3 separate regions of the Homo sapiens genome follow, and all the other regions are linked to region 3. A link is a loop called in an ENCODE intact Hi-C map of the cell type or tissue named here. Cell type or tissue: PC-9. All regions are shown on one strand. Each heading gives the region's core, and the rest is flanking DNA. Links, peaks and the distances in the headings are about the cores only.

The links. A loop is a pair of places that touch in the nucleus more often than their neighbours do. Peaks named below come from ENCODE experiments on the same cell type or tissue, not always from the same donor. Only the 100,000 strongest peaks of a DNase experiment are listed, where the experiment ranks them.
Region 1: it touches region 3 in a loop (7-fold over the local background); 8 of 110 quality-filtered maps call a loop at or near these places.
Region 2: a loop joins it to region 3, with 13 times the contacts of the local background. A loop is called at or near these places in 2 of 110 quality-filtered maps.

Annotation. Positions count from the first base shown.
Region 1 is chr1:221,333,926-221,337,531 of GRCh38, reverse strand. LINC02817 (long intergenic non-protein coding RNA 2817) reads left to right here and starts at 1,236. Exons shown (of 2, transcript NR_024236.1): 1 at 1,236-1,669; 2 at 3,547-3,606. The region is part of intron 2 of LOC105372932 (a long non-coding RNA gene); the gene reads right to left. RefSeq lists an enhancer at 907-2,106. In PC-9, for the core only: no CTCF peak of the experiment used is centred there; a DNase peak (open chromatin) is centred at 1,931; H3K4me3 peaks cover 357 bases; H3K27ac peaks cover 2,219 bases.
Region 2 is chr1:221,808,785-221,812,390 of GRCh38, reverse strand. No RefSeq gene overlaps it. Among named protein-coding and RNA genes, the nearest start is that of LINC01655, 30 kb to the left of the region's middle. In PC-9, for the core only: no CTCF peak of the experiment used is centred there; a DNase peak (open chromatin) is centred at 1,690; H3K4me3 peaks cover 444 bases; H3K27ac peaks cover 2,328 bases.
Region 3 is chr1:221,438,535-221,442,140 of GRCh38, reverse strand. The region is part of intron 3 of LOC105372932 (a long non-coding RNA gene); the gene reads right to left. Among named protein-coding and RNA genes, the nearest start is that of LINC02817, 100 kb to the right of the region's middle. RefSeq lists an enhancer at 1,238-2,437. In PC-9, for the core only: no CTCF peak of the experiment used is centred there; DNase peaks (open chromatin) are centred at 1,930 and 2,580; H3K4me3 peaks cover 279 bases; H3K27ac peaks cover 2,487 bases.

The DNA.
Region 1 (3,606 bases), core at 744-3,243, 100 kb after region 3:
TTGATCCCAGCAAGCTTAATACTCAAGGCATAAAAGCTTTGACTTCACTAACTAAGCCAGCATTTCTCCTAAGAGGCTGGATGGATGCTTTGATATTGAATGAAAATATCTGCATTTCATAATTGTACAAAGGCAAAAGAGTGATGGATAAAGATGGAATCTAAACACAAATATTTAAATATCTCAAGCTTGTATTTGTAACAATGATGCTATCAGCATACGGTTTGTGTGTTTATGCTTTGGAGGGAAGCAGGCAGGAAAACAGTGCCTTTTCTTCGGAGGGCAGGATAGTATCATCATTGTACTGCATCCTGAGGCTACTAGCATTCATTGGAGAAATATTGAGGCACAGGCACAGAGAGAGGCTGAAGAATAAAATGGTTACAACCAGTTTGTGCTAACCCCCAGCCCCCTAGCTTGTTGATGGAAAAATCAGCCAAATGACTCTCTGTTGACCTAGTCTTTGAGAGGAAGGTATTAGGTGGCAGTTATTCCTAAAAAGAGGTCACTATTAAAGACGACAAAAAGCAGCTGGTAGAGTCATTAACCACGGTGGTTTCAAAGCTTTGGTATTAATATAAAACGTAGTGCTTGTTTTAAACGTAACCCAGAATTCTAGAAAAGACTAAGAGACTAAACAGTCTCTGCAGATGTAAGAAAGTCTTATTTGAGAAGATACGTAATCACATATAAGGATAGTTTTTACTTTTTAAAACTGTCAGCTGAGAAGCTCACAAAAAACCTCAGAGCAGCTGATGGCAGGTAAGTCTGATTATTTCCCTGCAACAGAGAGAGAAACTGAGGCCTGGAACTCTACAAAAACTGTCTCCGAAACTCTTGGTGACAGAAGATGTTTCTGCAAATGGGTACTGCATGACACATAGGGCCCGGGGCACCTTAAAGAGAGAATCTTGATTTTTTTGAAAATGAAGGTAAATTAAAAATAAAACATATTCTTTTTGTAGAACATGAAGTAACTTTTGAATTCAGTTTATATGTTAAATGGCCCCAGTTTATATGTTGAACAGCCCCCAGGGGCAGTGCCATTGAAGGGGCTGGCTCAGGGTGGCCGGTCATTCTGACATTGTTCCCAGTTCTCCAGTATTGACCGTATCAGGAGAAAGGTTTTCACTTTCTCTTGGATCCTGACATCAGGGGGGAAAAATGCAGTGTCATAGAAAAAAAAAAAAAGTAAAGATCAGCAGACAAGAGGAAAAGTAACTGGTGAGTTTTGGATTTAGAAAAGTTTTGGATTCATCTGTTTATGAGGAGGAAAAGAGGCCAAGAAAAGGCAGCAATTTGTCCATGTGCTTAATTAGTGAGTGGCAGTGGCAGTAACCTGGTCTGCTGAGCTCCCTGGACTCCCTGATCCCAGCTCAAAATAGTTTCCAGTTTTCATCTGCCAGTTGCTTCGGAGGCTTTTCTAAGGAAGACAGTTCATAAAATGACCCAGAATTCATCCTCCTTAGGTGATAGGATCATTACTCCTTATACACCCCCTAGGTCTCAGCCTATGAACAAACACTTGTTTGTTTCTCTGTCTACCCTGTTCCAAACCACCGAACTGGATTTTGCCAACAAGAAGAGCTGTTTCCTGTGCCTGCCCCTGAGAGCTGATGGCTTCCCAGAGATGCCTCACAGTCCTGCGCAGACAGAGAGAATGCAGAAGGCAAGTCTCCTGGGGCCACTTGTGGACTCACGGTTTATAACTTCTTGGTTTTTTTATTGTTGTTGTTTTTTAAAGTCCTAACCCTTAGGCCACTGGCTAACTGATTTATCTTCCCTGGGCAGTGCTTGCCAGAGAGCGGTCACTATGGCCAGAAAGGGGAGGGGCTGTGTCTAAACTGGAATGTTGGAGGTTTTTAACATTTTATCTCTGTCACTCCCTACTGTAATCTCCATCTAACCGCAAAAATGTGGTAGCTTTGATCCACTGATGCTATCTTTCTCTATGTCCCCATACCCTTTCAGGAAGGAGCCTTCAATTCTCCAGACTGAGCTGCAGTACAACCTCAATACTCACCATAGTGAATTTCTCAGTCTTTTTCTCTTTGCTCCATGAAAGCACCCTGAATCTGAGATCTGGTTCAAAGGCTTTCTCCATTCAATCACTACTGGCTGATTAGGCAATGGCAATTTGAGCAATCTCTCTCTCTCTCTCTCACACACACACACACAGACACACACACACACACACACCAGTTTTCCACCACCAAAGGTCTCTTTTGTACAGAACAGTGACTCATTGTTGTGACAGTTTCTGCATCACTAAATGGAAACAATTGTAAGACATCCTCATCTTCCCAGGGCATGAGCTGCTTCAAAAACAGAGAAGCACAAAAGAAAATATTTGTATCTGGCAGTTTTTGCCATTCAGTCACCTGCTTTCCTACTTGGGTTCAGGAGCTGGCTTGATTCCTGCTGTCACCATGCTGGTTATGTGACTCCACTGTCTCCAAGAGACTCCCTTGATGGGGAACATGATTTTGCAACAACCATCCCTTGCGCTTTCTCCTCTTTTCTGGATGGAAATGAAGCATTGCTACCCTATGGCTTAAAGCAGGAGTCCCCGTCCCCAAATGCCACAGACCTGTACCAGTCAGTAGCCTGTTAGGAATCGGGCCATACAGAGGAGGTGAGTGGAAGGCGAGGAAACATTACCGCCTGAGGTTCGCCTCCTGTCAGATCAGCCACGGCATTAGATTTTCGTAAGAACGCGAACCCTATTGTGAACTGCGCATGCCAGGGATCTAGGTCACGTGCTTCTTACGAGACTCTAATGCCTGAGGACCTGAGGTGGAACAGTTTCATCCCGAAACCATCCCCCACCCAACCTCATCCATGGAAAAAATTGTCTTCAATAAAATCGATCCCTGGTACCAAAAAGGTTGGGGACCACTGGCTGAAAGAATTTAGACTAGGGGCTGCCAGTCCATGTTAACATGTGTTTAGTTTCCCCTCGGATGACTGCCCAATAAACTACCTGAGTGCCCTAGAAATCATAGTTACAGAGGCTCAAGGGTGATGACAATGTTCCAAGTCTCCATCTGTCCCCTTTAGTTCATTCAAGAAGTCTTTTCCCTAATGAGAAGAAAATGCTTTTTAAAAAAAGAAATAATTGCTACAAACCTGTAGCACACCAGCCTTAGGACATATTAGAGAAAACCTCCCCCATTGCTGGAGAGCTGGTTCTCAAATCTTAGCTGTTTATCCAAATACTTGACATCGACTTCCTCTTGGAATGTACTCTATCTCAAAGAGGAAGAAGAAATACACCAGTTTGTTGCTTATAAGTTGGCAGGAAAAGGCCTGCACATGATAAGCTTGGACTTCTATTTTAAGGCTTTATTTTTCCAAATAAATCCATATATACAAGGGTTTTGGAACCGAAATAGTCACTGAAAAGTTACACTTCATTGCCTGTTTGGCTGAAGCCAAGGCTAAAGTTCTCTGGAATGGGTTTTGGTAAGGCGGATTTCAGGTCGCAGTAAAAAAAACAAACCACAACAAAAACCTTTTCTCCCTATGTCTTGTCTTCCTCTAAAGCTGGCAAAGGATCCTCCACACGCAAGATCAGAGGACGTCCCAGATCATCTTTTCTTTGTG
Region 2 (3,606 bases), core at 744-3,243, 370 kb before region 3:
AGATGGTACAGGCTCCTTTGTCTGGAGGCAAAGCGGGGCCAGAGTGGGCAGGGTCAGTTTCAAGGCTTTGGGAAAGCAGTGGTCTGGCAGTACTCTTCTGGCTCTTGGAAGCAGGAATGCAAACTTGATTCAGGCTGGGAGCAAACACCTGTTTCATCTTTCAGGAATATCAGGAGTATAGCAGCAGGTGACAGGGTACTTTGCAGAACCAGCAGAGGGGTGTCACCTCACACCCCAGGGAGCCATAGTGTCCCAGTGTGGAGGCAGAAAGGTAGAAAGGGGTCATTGGAGTAGCTTAGAGTAATCTTGTGAGCTTTAGGCTTAAATCAGCTGACTGAGCAGGGTCTTCTCTTCCACTGTTCAGGATGAGGCTATGCCTGGGGTCAAAAAGAAAAAGCCTCCAACTATTTTACATTGGCAGCTATGAGGATGGAAAAAATAGTAGTGATGGTGTTTGTTTTTTCATTAACAGGTTAACCTGACCATTGTGGGAATGTCATTAAATATTTTTCTAAGATATAATTTTTACTGACTAATGCTTGTGCCATTACTTAAACCATTACCTTAAATTGTTTTCTAATATAAATAATTCTGAGATGAGCACCTATGAATATATATTTTCTCCCATCACTGAAGTGAGATTGCTGAATCAAACGATGGAAGGTTTTGAAGACTCTGGATACAGTTTTCTAAGTTCCTTTCTAGAAAATTGTGTTAACAAACGCTCCCAAGAGCAAGGCAGAAGAAGACTGATAAATTTGTTCTTGTGACTTTCTCAGGATGTGGACTTTGGAGAAGTAATACCTGCTGATCCTGGACTTCTGAGAATGGGTGTTTATGGGATAAGATGGGAAGGTTTTCCAGCCTCCTTTAGGGAGGTCATTACCTTCAAATGAAAAATTGAGGTCACACTAGATATACATACACATAGAAAGTACAATGAGGAAATGAACTTCAAGTAGGAAATCAAGCAGGAAATAAGTCAATGATGGACTAATCTCTCAAAGTAAGTTGTTCTGGGAGCTCTGAGAGAAGGCATAAGGGGTGTGTATCCAGCACCTGATGCCAAGACAAGCTTTGCTCAGATGAAGACAACACACAGCCTTTCCACTCCTTTTGGGTTGATTGTGTCCCATTTCTTCATTATTCTTTTCTTCATTTAACATTAATTGAGCACATGGTGTCAAGCACTGTAAAACAAAAGGGGGTGCAAAAGTGAGGAGTTCTCAGTTCAGTGTGTCTTTGAGTAAAGACGGGACTAGGAGTAGATCCCAGATGTGCTAACAACAGTTCCAGTATGATACCGTATCTCTGGAGATCAAAGCAATTATCCCAGCATAAATTTAGGAAAGACTTCTGAGATGAGGACACTTGAAAGCAGTGGAGGCCAAATCATCTTTGATCACAAGGAGAAAAAGAGAGAGGGCATTCCAGAAAAGCACATGCTAAAGCATGGAGAAGTCAATGAGTCCCACATGTTTGTGATTGTGGCAACATAGATCATGGTAAAGGTGGGGGCAAGAGGACAAAAAAGGTCAGAGGCACAGTGACAAGAAGTGAGGCTGTAAAATAAGTCAGTTTCTATTGCAAAGTCTTTGTATTCCATTCAAAGGGCTTCAGCCTGTCCTACAGGAATGAGGAAGCCAGGGAATGTCTTAATAGATGCCATTTATATAAACCCATATTTCTGGTATAACTGGTGGCAGAGGAAATGGGCTGGAAAAGATGAGAGCCTGGAATGGGAAATGACTAAAGTCATGACATAAAGACATCGACATGCATAGATTTTGTGGTTAAACACATTTTTTAAACAGAGGCAGAAAGAAGAAAGTGTATGGCAGAAATGACCAGAGACCGCAGATGAGCTCATGGTGGACAGTGATGAAGTTTGAAGCCAGGGTAGCTGTCATTGCAGAGAATGAAACATGGCCAAGAACTTCCTAAATATTAGACTAATGTCATTATTTTTTCCTTACCTATGACAGCTGATGAGCCAGTGTGATCTATGATCTTTCTGGGTATTTTATTAAGTTTTCATCACTGTGCTGCCTTTGCAATCCACTAGCCTCAGGGAACATTTGAGACTTGAATTTGAAAATGACATTCACAAAATTAGATATTCTTCATGTGTGTGTGGTGTGTGTGTGTGTGTGTGTGTGTGTGTGTGTGTGTGTGTCCTTTTTTTTTCTTTTCCTAGCTCCAAACTGTCTTCAAAGGGTTATAAAGAATGGGGTCTTTGAGTCCTTTAACCTTTAGCTATGAGATAGCTAATTTTTGTTCCCCAAGCAAACATGTCAGAAATGACTCCCTGTTTCTTTATTATTTGCAAATATATGTTCTTTTATTCCACCCCCTTTCCCCTTGGGAATGAAGGGCCTCCTTGGATGGGCCTTAGGCCCAGGCTCTCAGAAAGTTAAGAAGGCTTTGGAGGGTGTTCTGAGGGCAGATAAATGGACAAAATAATGGTGCAAGGAGACCGTGTTGGAGAAAATTCAGTTAGGCAAGAAGCACCGAGGAGTTCGACCCGGGAGGAAGTCCAGTGAGAGCTCTGGCAATGTGAAACCAGGAAGTGACCTTTAGTTAATCAAGTACCGAAGATGAGAGGGCAGACATAAGACTCAGACAAAAAAAAAGTGATAAAAATCATTCTGAAAAGGGAAATTCTAGTTCTTTGTTCTCTCTTCTTATCATATAATTTCTCAGGCTCTCTCTGTATCGCCGGAGGAACATGAAAAATTTAATTAATGACTCGAACATTTTCATGTAGGCAGAGGTTTGGTTTCCTGTAGATAAGACATCTGGTTAATCAAGTGAACTTTCTCCTTTTCATCCGTGTTATGACACTTGTATATTATGTGGCCACATGGTATTTACTAGCTCACTTCCATCTCTATAATTTGCTTTGCTCCGTGTTATTTGATCTGGACCAGCAACTTTAAGACATCATGTCTACCTCATCAGCTATGTCTGCTCCCAACCAAAACCAACTGTGGGCCTCTGACACCTTCATATTGTTCGTAGCTTGAGACTCTAGCCCCTCCCTCTAGCCAGCCTTATGCTTTCTTCCTGCTTTAAATTCTTGCTTTCAACCTTGCCCACAATTGGGATTTTGCTGTAGGTCACACTAAGACCACAACTCATGATGTGCTGTTCAATGAGCAGAGTTTCCTGTGGTCTCCCAGATGACACTTGAGCATGTCTCACCATGCCATGGATGATTTCCCAAATCCAAGTCGGGGACATTTCTAGAACCTCATGACATAGGCAGACCCCCTACTGCTGGCTCTTCCAATTGTAAACATGTAAGTCATGCCACAACCCACTTAGCAAATATCTCAGTGGCCTCAGGGCTGTGCCCTTGAATGGATTACACTGCTCTTGGATGTTCCATAGGATAAAAAAATCACAAGAGAAAAAGAAAAAGTCTGGAGACTTGGAGAACAAAATGCCATAGAAACAAGTCTCTTCACATCAGGAGCTCTATAGCTGAAATCTGCTTCCTTCAACTCCCAACCCAATGCCCTATCCTCAGCTGCCAATCCAGCAAGAACACATTTGTACAAATGTGATGTGGGCTCACTCCTTGGGTGGAACTTGCTAGAAATC
Region 3 (3,606 bases), core at 457-2,956:
AAATTGTTTGCTATAGTCAAACTGACTAATACGAAAAACTATCTTTAACCTCCGCCTGCATGTATTAAGTGGATTTTCTTAAATACCTACAACAACCCTGAAAAGTGCAATTGTTATTTTTAGTCTGTATATGAAGAACCAGTGCATAAGGGAAAGAGGTAGGATTTGAACCCTGAGTTTTTCCACTATGCCCATTTTTTTCCATTTTTTATTGTGGTAAAATACACATAAAATTTACAGTTTTTACCATTTTAAGTGTACAGTTTAGTGTTACTAAATACATTCATAATGCACATCCATCACCCCATCCATGTCCATAAATTTTTGTCCTGTAAAACTAAAATTCTATACCCATTAAACAATGACTCCTCTTTCTCTCCTCCCCTACAGCCCCTGAAAAACACCATTCTATATTCTGTTTCTATGACTGTGATTTCTCAACTATATCATGTAAGTGGAATCATGCAGTATTTTCTTTTGATGAGTAGCTCATTTCATTAGCATCCTGTCCTCAAGGCTTATCCATGTTGTAGTGTATGGCAGGATTTTCTTCCTTTTTAAGGCTATTTTGTTTATCCTTTCGTCCACTGATGGACATTTGGGTTGCTTCCTTGTTTTGGCTATTATGAATATGGCTGCTATGAACATGGATGAAGTAAATATCTCTTTGAAACCCTGCTTTTGGTTATAGACCCAGAAGTTCCCACTAAGCCCTTTTGCTTTGGATTCCCTACGCAGAGCCCTCTAATTGGACTTTTACTTTCCTGCCTTTGAGCTTTTCCTTTTACTGCGCAGCCTACCTGGCCTGTCCTATTTTGGTTCCCTGCCTATTGAAGTCCTGTTTATTCTGCAAGGCTCTTCTATTTGTACCTAGCCCAATGCCTTTCACACAGTAGGTGCTCAATAACTAATATATAGTTAGATATATCTTTGCCATATCTGTGCTAAAACAACATAAAAAGGTAGGAGGCAGAAATGATGTCTTATTATCCCTTATGGCCTGCACACAGTAAACAGTTTAGGAAAAGTTTATTAAATAAATAAAGTCCCCATGCCCCCTGGAACAAAAGGTATGCAGGGCAGTGTATTTCATGGGCTGTCCAAGACCTCATGTCAGAAACGTATGTTTAGGCAGCAAGAACACACAAGAGGCAAGAGAGTAAGAAAGTACGCTGGAAAATTTTGCTAGCTGGGTCAATTCCAATTTGGCAAAAACAAGCCTTCTGCTTTTTCTCCAGGGTTCTTTCTCCCAGCATCACTTATTAATGCTAATTAGTCAAGGGTGTGCCATGATGCAGAACACTTGTGACCCATAAGGATTAGAGAGAGACTGTCATTTCTCAAATGACCCACGAGAGGCAGCCAGAGGCAGTGACGGGGAAGGAGAGGAGGGGAAGAGGAACTTCTCTGCAAAGAATCGCACTAAAGTAAGTGCAAGTAAAAATAAATCCACATATAAAACAACTGTACAAATGTTAGCAGTATTTTCACAGCTGGGTTTCTTTGCCTAAAATACTTAGCACTTACTTTAGAAAACTCACTTCTAAACATAAATGGTCTGACTGATCACAGAAGCTGAACCCTGATACAACTCTGACTTTGAACTTGACTTCTGCCCAGATGGGAATAAAAATAATGACTTCTTCTAAGTAAGAACCTTAATTGCCATGAATTCACACCAGACTGTGGTGGGTGACCTTTACCTCACATATGAGGAAATTAAGGTAGGGCTTGGTTTAGGAAGCTAGATTCATAACAGTCAGCATATTTATATCCAGATTAGGCAGGACTCTGGATTTAAAACACTTTCCCTTGGAAAACACCGACTCTGTCTGTTTCCATGGCACTAAAAACACCCCACTTGAATAACTGCCCAGTTACTTATCATAGCAGGATTAGTGGTCTTCTCAAGGCATCTGCATTCACATTCCTGGTATTTATTTCCTGTAGATATTGGTTTCAAAGACTGATGCCACAGGACATGAATAATCACGGTGACTCACTTTTAGGGACTTTCCCCTGGGGAGTGCCACCTACAGAGCCTCAGAATGAAGTGGGCACATATTAATTAAAATATGTTTCATCTCCAAATGACTATGACAGAAGCTATACTGATGAATATGACAACTAAATACAAAATAATACCGCAATGACTAGCAATGATTCAAATATTGTGCTCATGATGTTATCTTTCATCCATTTATTTAATAAATGGATTTATATAATGAGTGACGGGACTTCTATGTGTCAGAGTGCTGGTTAGGACAGGCCATGTTTCAATAAATTTACAACCCAGCAGGCACTGTTCCTATCAACTAATGAGATTTTTAAATTTAATATTTTTTGGTCAAAGCAAGGGAGTCTTCAAAATTACCAAAAAATATATTTGGTAAGGAAACAGTAAACAGAACCAATTATTCCTTCTTGGTTGAGTTAAGAAAACACGCTTTGTGCTTACACTTCCCATAGTGATCAGGGATTTCTCACCCCTTGAATTTCTGTAGCATAAATTGTTGACGTCTCTTCACTTCCCTGTCTCATTTCCTTGCCCAGGTGGTGAGCCCTGTGCATGAGCCTCTGCCTGACTCATCTTTGTATCTGCAATGCCTCACACATGCCTCATATCTCCCCGCCAGGCAAGCAGTGTTAGTGAAAACAGGATGTCATCAGTTCAGTAAAGAAGAGATTGACAACAAACTGTGAATAGAAAAGTCAAATAGGAATGCATTGGCCTTTAAAAAAATTATTTTCCAAATTATCCTATAGTAAAGTTGACTTTTTTCTTTGATGTACAGCTCTATGGATTTCCACATATGTATAGATTTGTGTAACCACCACAAAGAGGATACGAAACAGTGCCATAACCCCCCAAAGCTTCCCCATGCTGTCCCTTTATATTCACCCCTCCCTCCACCATAATCCCTGGCAATCACTAATCTCTTCTCCACCATTGTGCTTTTGTCTTTTGAAACTGGCATCTCTTACTCAGCACAGAGTTATCTAAGTTGTTCTTTTTTATGACTGAATAGTGTTCCATCATATGTGGTATCACAGTTTATTTACCCTTTCACTCATTGAGGGACATTCAAGTTATTTTCAGTTTGAAGCTACTGTGTAAAAAAAAAAAAAAAAAAAAAAAAAAAGCTACTCTGAAGTTTTGTTTATCAGTTTCATGTGAACATACATTTTCATTTTCCTGGGGTAAATACTCAGGATCGGCCTTGTGGAGTTATAGCGTAGATGTATGTTTCACTTTATAAGGAAACTGCCAAGCTATTATCCAGAGTTGCTGTAGCATTTTCCAATTCCAGCCATCATGTATGTGAATTCTACTTACTCAGCATCCTTGTCAACACTCTGTGTTGTCAGTATTTATTTTGGACATTCTTTTTTTTTGACGGAGTCTCTCTGTTGCCCAGGCTGGAGTGCAGTGGTGCGATCTTGGCTCACTGCAACCTCTGCCTCCCGCGTTCAAGCAATTCTCCTGCCTTAGCCTCCAGAGTAGCTGGGATTACAGGCGTGCGCCACCACGCCCAGCTATTTTTTTTTCTTTTTCTATTTTTAGTAGAGATAGGGTTTCACCTTCTTGGCCAGGCTGGTTTTGAA